Regions from separate parts of the Homo sapiens genome. Here region 1 is linked to region 2. The links are chromatin contacts, found by Hi-C or POLR2A ChIA-PET in ENCODE. All regions are on one chromosome and are shown on one strand. Each heading gives the region's core, a stretch centred on a gene start or an enhancer-like site at or near the end of the contact. The rest is flanking DNA. Distances are from core to core; before and after follow the strand shown.

The links. Hi-C counts contacts between places; a loop is a spot of excess contacts on that map. ChIA-PET counts read pairs that join two places held with the same protein, here RNA polymerase II (POLR2A).
Region 1: a map of cardiac septum shows a loop between it and region 2 (2.9-fold over the local background). The contact joins two enhancer-like sites. A Hi-C loop is called at or near these places in 1 of 168 maps with a recorded cell type or tissue (cardiac septum). POLR2A ChIA-PET finds 5 or more read pairs at or near these places in 2 of 52 experiments (HepG2 and WTC11).

The regions. Positions count from the first base shown.
Region 1 is chr9:114,057,477-114,060,849 of GRCh38, forward strand. It overlaps AMBP (alpha-1-microglobulin/bikunin precursor), which reads right to left. Exons shown (of 10, transcript NM_001633.4): 10 at 2,651-2,794. The coding sequence ends at 2,763. Among named protein-coding and RNA genes, the nearest start is that of AMBP, 19 kb to the right of the region's middle. Within about 2 kb of position 1,360, at least 4 of the 41 ENCODE cell types and tissues checked have a DNase peak (open chromatin) inside an H3K27ac peak, as active enhancers do.
Region 2 is chr9:114,116,332-114,119,775 of GRCh38, forward strand. No RefSeq gene overlaps it. Among named protein-coding and RNA genes, the nearest start is that of KIF12, 19 kb to the left of the region's middle. RefSeq lists an enhancer at 3,338-3,444. Within about 2 kb of position 1,905, at least 8 of the 41 ENCODE cell types and tissues checked have a DNase peak (open chromatin) inside an H3K27ac peak, as active enhancers do.

The DNA.
Region 1 (3,373 bases), core at 110-2,609, 59 kb before region 2:
GTGTTACTTGATCACCTGGAAAAATTCCATCAAACCGCACGTGTAACAGCACAAAGAGCCCATTGGAGCACCAGCCCTGCCCTCAAAACCATCCTGCCTTAGGAGTTTCATGCTAAGAGAACTGTGTGGATGTTCTGAGCCGATGATTGAAGTTTAATAGAGGAGTTTCTATGTAGCCTACAATGAAGTCAGGAGTCCTGCTGTGGCCGAAGGAATCCTCCTCCACACTCTTGAACATTGCAGTCAAATAAGGCCAGGGCATGGCCCGGGAGCCCTCACAGCTGAAGGAGCAGCCTCTGGATTGAAAAAAAATGCTTTCAAAAGGGGGGGGGGAAAGATGTTTCTTTATTAAGCAGCTGCAGCTACATTTATTTTGTAATGGAAATAAATGAGTGTGCCCAGCACCTTTGAAAGAGAAATTTGAGGTGAGACTATTTAAGAATGGAGTGAATCGTCAAGGTAAGTGTGTCCACTGTGCGGAGAAAGATTCCTGGCACCTTCTGAGGTGAGCATTGTGAATTCCTCAGACTCGGGGTCACAAGGTGCCGCTCCCCCATCCGACCCCTGGGGTTTAAAAGCTAGGGTGCATTGATTTTTAAATTTATTTTTAGTGAAAAGTTATAGCAAGTGTCACAGAGTCAAATGCCCCTGGACCAGGCAGGTCGGTGAGCAGAGCTGGTTACACAAGGTGAGGCCCTTCCGGTGGGGGGGAGGGGGGGGGCATCTCTGCTAAGCCCCAGCTCATCGTTGGCATCAGGATGCCAATTATTTTTAAGAGAACTGAGAAACCCAGATTTTTATGTGGAAACTCAGTTTTCGAGTGACGAATTCAGAGCTGTGAAAAAATACCTCGGCCAGGCGTGGTGGCTCATGTCTGTAATCCCAAGACTTTGTGAAGCCAAGATGGGAGGATCGCTTAAGCTCAGGAGTTCAAGACCAGCCCAGGCAACATGGTGAAACCCCGTCTCAACAACAAAAATACAAAAATTAGCCAGGCATGGTGGCACGCGCCTGTAGTCCCAGCTACTCAGGAGGCCGAGGTGGGAGGATCGCTTGAGCCCAGGAAGTCAAGGATTCAGGGAGCCAAGATCATGGCACTGCACTGCAGCCTGGGTGACAGAGCGAGACCTTGTCTCAAAAAAATAAAATTTAAAAAAATACCTCGTGAGCAACGTTTCCTTCCACCAGCTGAAGCTGGCCTGTACACCTGCAGCTCACACCCTCCAATTTAAACATTTTATCTTTCAGTTCAAGTCACTTCAAAATATCACTCTTCAACATGGCCCCTTCAAACTGCCGTGGCTGGCTGGCCCTGGTATGGGAGGCACGTGTGGAAGGAACAGGATGTGGACACAGGATGGGAGGACCTTTGTTAGTCCCAGGCCGGAGGGCCTCTCACTTCTCCTGGACAATTGCCTGTCTCCCTGCACCTGACCCCACCTGCTTCTGCCCAGAAAGTCCAGGCCGTGACCACAGATGCTGTCCCTCAGGGCAGTCTTCTCTGTTGGAACCTGTAAGCCCCACACTTTGGATGTTGGGGGAGACAAAGGGAGGGTCTTGATGTGTCTGACCCAGGGGACTGCAAAGCTTTCAATCCTCAAATCCTTGTCTCCAGGTTCATCCCCTCAACCAGAAGTATGGAATCCCTCCTTCCTGCCTGCCTGGTCCCTCAAGCCAATGAGCTAAGGGCACAAGGGGCGAACCCAGGACTGAACTAGCCACCGGCCCTTAGGACGCTGGTCACCCACAGAGAAGAGGAGGTAGGGCCCCGCCTGGGTTTCTTCTGCCAGCGTCAGCTCTCCACTTCAGAACACACAAAGCTGGGGCCTCCAATCCCTCCACAGCCACAGCAGCCATCGGGGCTGTGGGTGGATGCAGTTAGCAAGAGATATTTATAAATCAGACGTTTGTAAAGCCTGTGTGTCTACACTGGAGTATCCTGGAGTTGTGTTCTTGGGCCAAGTTTGTCCTGAGCTGCTCTAGACAGCCCACCTACTCCCTTTCCCAAGGGTGAGGAGAAGCCAGCCCAAATCAAGGGCTTCTGGCCCTGGGCCAGGGCCCAGCAGTTGCACTGGACACAATGTGAAGGCCAGTGAGCACTCTCCTTCCAGGACAAAGGCCCAGGGGAAGGTCCCAGGGGATGGGCTCCCCAGGGCCATGCAGAGAAACAGCTGAGGCTTTCCAGCTCCGGTCAGCTGGTTCTGGGGATATGGCTGCAGCTGAAGTAAAACCCTGGGGAGATGTTTTGTACAGCAAAGGACAGGGGAATTATTTCAGGCATTTGTGGGCTGTCTGCCCTGAGCTCCTTGGGCACAGCAGGGCACAATCAATCATTTCTTCTGAGCCTGGGTCACTGATGACCCACCAAACCTCTCCCAGAGACAAGTCCCCAGAGTGTCTTCCTTTCTTTCCTAGCCTTATTACAACAAAACAAAATAATCCCATTTTACACTATTGTAAATAGAACTTTGATTTGTTTCAAAATTTGCATAGCCAACGTCATGTACTGAAGATAGTTCTATTATGTTTCCAACGCAGTTTTCACTTCTGGGGAAAGCTGGGGTTGCATATGGCCCCACCCTGGCTTTTTCTCCCCTCCGCCACCCTGTTAGTTACACTTGTGATGACAATGAACAATGAGGACACAGAATTTCAGGAGTTTACAATTTAGTTTTTATTTGGACCCAGGTTGCTTGGCGCTGCCTGCCACAGGACCCCGGGACAGACACTGGCCATCCTCTGACTTGCAGACCGGCCAGTTGTCAGTTGGAGAAGCGCAGCAGCTCCTCATCACCTGTGGACACAGAGAGACTCAGGGAGGGGTCCGTAGGCAGGGACACTCAGGGAAGGGAAAGCAGCTGTCGCCTGGGGCCAGAAACCTCTGCTTGCTGAATCATTTATCTCCAAAGGGTATTCCATGAAATGATCAGATTTTTTTTTCCTCTTCTGGTTTACCGCAGGTGCCATTTTCCAGTGGGAAAATCAAGGCACAGACATCTTCAATGGTTGCTCTTCCCTGGAATGCTATTACTGTTACCATTGTATCGTTGTCGTTATTATTAGGAGCAGTTGCTGTTAGCTGAGTACTAACTCCGCGTCAGGTACTGGGAAGGCTGGGAGGCAGGTGCTTTGTCCCATTTTACAAGAGAATACTGACACTCAGATTGGCACTTGCTCAACGTTGCAGGTGCAAAATTAGAACCCAGCTCTGCCCCACTCCTCAGTCAGCCCTGCATACCCTCTGCCAGTGCCTGGCTAATAACTCCCCAAGGCCCAATTCCAGCTGGGGTAAGGCCCCAGGCTCAGCCCCATTTCAGAGAGTAGATGGGCTGCTTACCAGGTACAGAGTCCAGAACTCAGCTCTCCAGACCCC
Region 2 (3,444 bases), core at 655-3,154:
AGGAGAGGGCAGGCCACTCCCTCCCCAAAAAGGCAGGAGTATGCAGCCAATATGCACACAGGCGGCTCATTCAGCCCCTGCAGCTCCTTGGCCCTGCCCTGGGCCGTGGCCCCCAGGCTGAGGCACTGCCCCTGCTGTTCTCGGGAGATGGAAACAGACAGCAGTTCTGATCAGGACCTGTGGGTCAGTGAAGAGCAAACACATCCTGCTCTGAGCACCGATTGGGTGCCATCCATCCTCTGCAGCTCTGTAAGGTGGAAATTCCCGCCTCCCACGGTTCCTCTCCCACTTGTGTGTGGAATGCGATCACCACGCTGCCTCCCTTTCAAAGCGCCCAGTGTTTCCTAACTCAGGACCTTTGCACATGCTGTCCCTATGCTGGGGGTACCTTTCCTTTGGCTTCTCACGTGACTGGCTCCTTTGTCTTCAGGTCTGACTGTAAAAGGTCACCTTTCAGTGGCATCTTCCCTAGCTCCCCTCACTCATAATTTTCCCCACCTCCCATGCACACACCTTGTCTCTGTCACCCTCCTCTACTTTCTCCTCAGCATTCTTATTTATTTATTTATTTATTTATTTATTTATTTATTTATTGAGATGGAGTCATCTTGCTCTGTCACCAGGCAGGAGTGCAGTGGCGTGATCTCAGCTCACTGAAACCTCCGCTTCCCGGGATCAAGTGATTCTCCTACCTCAGCCTCCCGAGTAGCTGGGATTACAGACACGTGCCACCACGCCCAGCTAATTTTTGTATTTTTAGTAGAGATGGGGTTTCACCATGTTGGCCAGGATGGTCTCGATCTCTTGACCTTGTGATCCCCTCTCCTCGGCCTCCCAAAGTTCTGGGATTACAGGTGTGAGCCATCGCGCCCTGCCCATATTTATTTTTTATTGATTTTTGTTTGTCTCTCTCCCCATAGGAATAAAGAATCTATTTTATGAACTATCAGGTCCCCAAGGTCCAGCAGAGGGCTTGACACATAGAATCAACATTTATTGAATGAATAGATGGAAGGGAAGTGAAGGCTCTTGTCCACCTTGTCCATGTTCTCATTGTTAAAGAAGGCATCACCAACATTGAAACTCGGGTCTGTCCGTCTCTAAAGAGGCCCCCATTTCACCTGTGGGTGTGCTCAGTGAGGACACCATCTTCCCTGCAGTGATTTTTTTTCTCTGCCCCAAAGGCACGTTCTTTATACATGGGGCATGGTGTCTCCTCCAACTTCCCATCACACGTCCTCCCGCCTCTGCTTGCATATCTCCAAAAGACAGGGAGCTCACCCCATCCACTGCAATATTAGAAAGTCCCTTCCAAGACTCTACGACCTTCAGAACAATGGAACGGGCAGTTCTTCACAATGTTCTCAAATGCTGAAGAGGAAGAATTGCTGTCGTTAGCACAAGGCTGTGGACTTGGACAATACACTTTTCTGTTTATTCATTGATTTTCTGAGCCCCAACCATGGGCCAGGGCTGTGGTGTCGAACTAGAGAGCAAAAGAGCCTTGGTGGCCGCCTTCTCGATGATGTGTCAGGTCCACTGTGGCCTTTGGGCCCTAGAGTGGTGGTGGCAGGGGGGTGATGGAGGAGGCATGTGGAGTGGATCAGATGCTTCTTGAAGTCGATAGTGCACACAAGTCACCCAGGGATCTTACTAGGATGCAAATTCAGGGACAACAAATCTGGGTAGAGGTTCTATGTTTCTCCTAAGCTCTCGGGGGATGGTGATACCACTGGTGCATGGACCACACTTTGAGTAGCAAGGTAGAGACTCAACTGACAAAAGAAGACAGTGAAGCCTAGAGCAAGTCAGGGACTTGCCTCGGGTCACTGGTCAGGCAGCAGGAGCTGAGAAGGGACGGCCTACCTCCGCGGGCCAGGGCTCTGGAATTCGTGGGGCAGGCTGGGCTGAGTATGCCTTTGTGAGGCATGGCATACCTGGACTCACCCGAGCTGCCCGTCCCTGCCCATGAATAGTGGGCCTCTTTCCTTCCTGCATAAGGCTTGGCGGGCGCAAGCCCACGGCCGCCCCCTCCCCTGCACACACACTTACACACACTCACACACCCCTGCCGGCTCAGCTGCCCTCCCTGTTTGGGGAAAGTCAACAAGAGCATTTGAAAAGTCTTTCTGTGTGGAGAATCTGTTTGTATAGGGGGAGGAAACGGAGAGCTGGCCAATAGGTAGAAATATTAATGAAGCTTGTTATAAAGGGCCCATTCACGGCTCTCCGAGTAAATAGGGCTCTTGTCGGGCTGCCACGTTATCTGCCAAGTTCAAGAATGTGGTTTGAAAAAATAGAATTTAAAGGGGTGAGGTGGAGCCTTCAATGGCTGGCCTGCTGGAGCTGGAGCCAACTCCAGGAGGAGCCTGTGCTGTGGGGGGCTGTGGCTGGGGACACTGGAGGTGCTGGGTCTTGTGGTGAAGGCTGCCTGGGAAGAGGGGCTGGTGAGGAGCCGCTGGAGTTCCGACTTAGAGAGAATTCCTGTCCACCGGTGTGGAATGCCCCGTGCCATTCCTTCCTCCCCTTGGTGCCTGGCACAGGGCTTGCAGATCCTCTGCTTAGCCCCCCAACCCAGTCTACCTTAACTCTCCTGCCTGGGGATTTGCCTCTTGGGATGTTGGTGGAGGGGATCTCTATATGGTAGGAGGAGGGCTTTGTAGTAATTCTTAGCCATAATGCTGTGCTATTCCACAAACCTCAGCCATCTTCTCCCACGCCCTTACGAGGTCCTACTTTATACATTCTTACCAGATGCTACATAAGAAAGAGCATAAGAGACTGAGATGTTTGACTCAGAGAAGGAAAGTGACCAGCTCAAGGTCACTCAGCAAGTGTGTAGCAGAACTGGGACTTGCTTCAACCAGTTTCCTGTTGGGTCATTGTTCCCGGCACTGAAGATAGTGCCTGGCCTGAGGGGCTGTCTTGTCATTTCACATGTACAGTGTCTTACTTTTAGCCCTGGACTTAAAGCAACTTATAAGCAAGGACCGTGTCTTATGCTTAGTTTTCCCCTGGCCAGCTGTGTGGTCTTGGACAGGTGACTTTGCCTCTCTGAGCCTCAGCTTCACCATTTGTAAAATGGGGTCATTGAGACCAAGCCCTCCTTTCCAGAAGACTCAGTGAGAGGATGTTGGTGAAGTGCCCAGTGCTATGCCAGGCCCTCGGTGGGTGGCCCAGGAACAGTGGCTGAGGGCACTTCTTTTTCTGTTCCAGCCCACAGTGCAAGGGTAGAGACTCCAGGAAGACTGTCTCCTTTACACTTGGACCCTAGAAGGCTGGTCTGTGCTGAGGGTCATAAGAAGCTGGTAAATTGAGAATCAGGGGTTTCTGCCACCCATGGCATTAGGCGGCAGAGATACATGTGTGTGTGAACTATCACGAGGGTCTGTCAAACAGGCCCTGCAGGAAGCCCAGGCAAGCCCGGGTGACCTTTCATCCTTT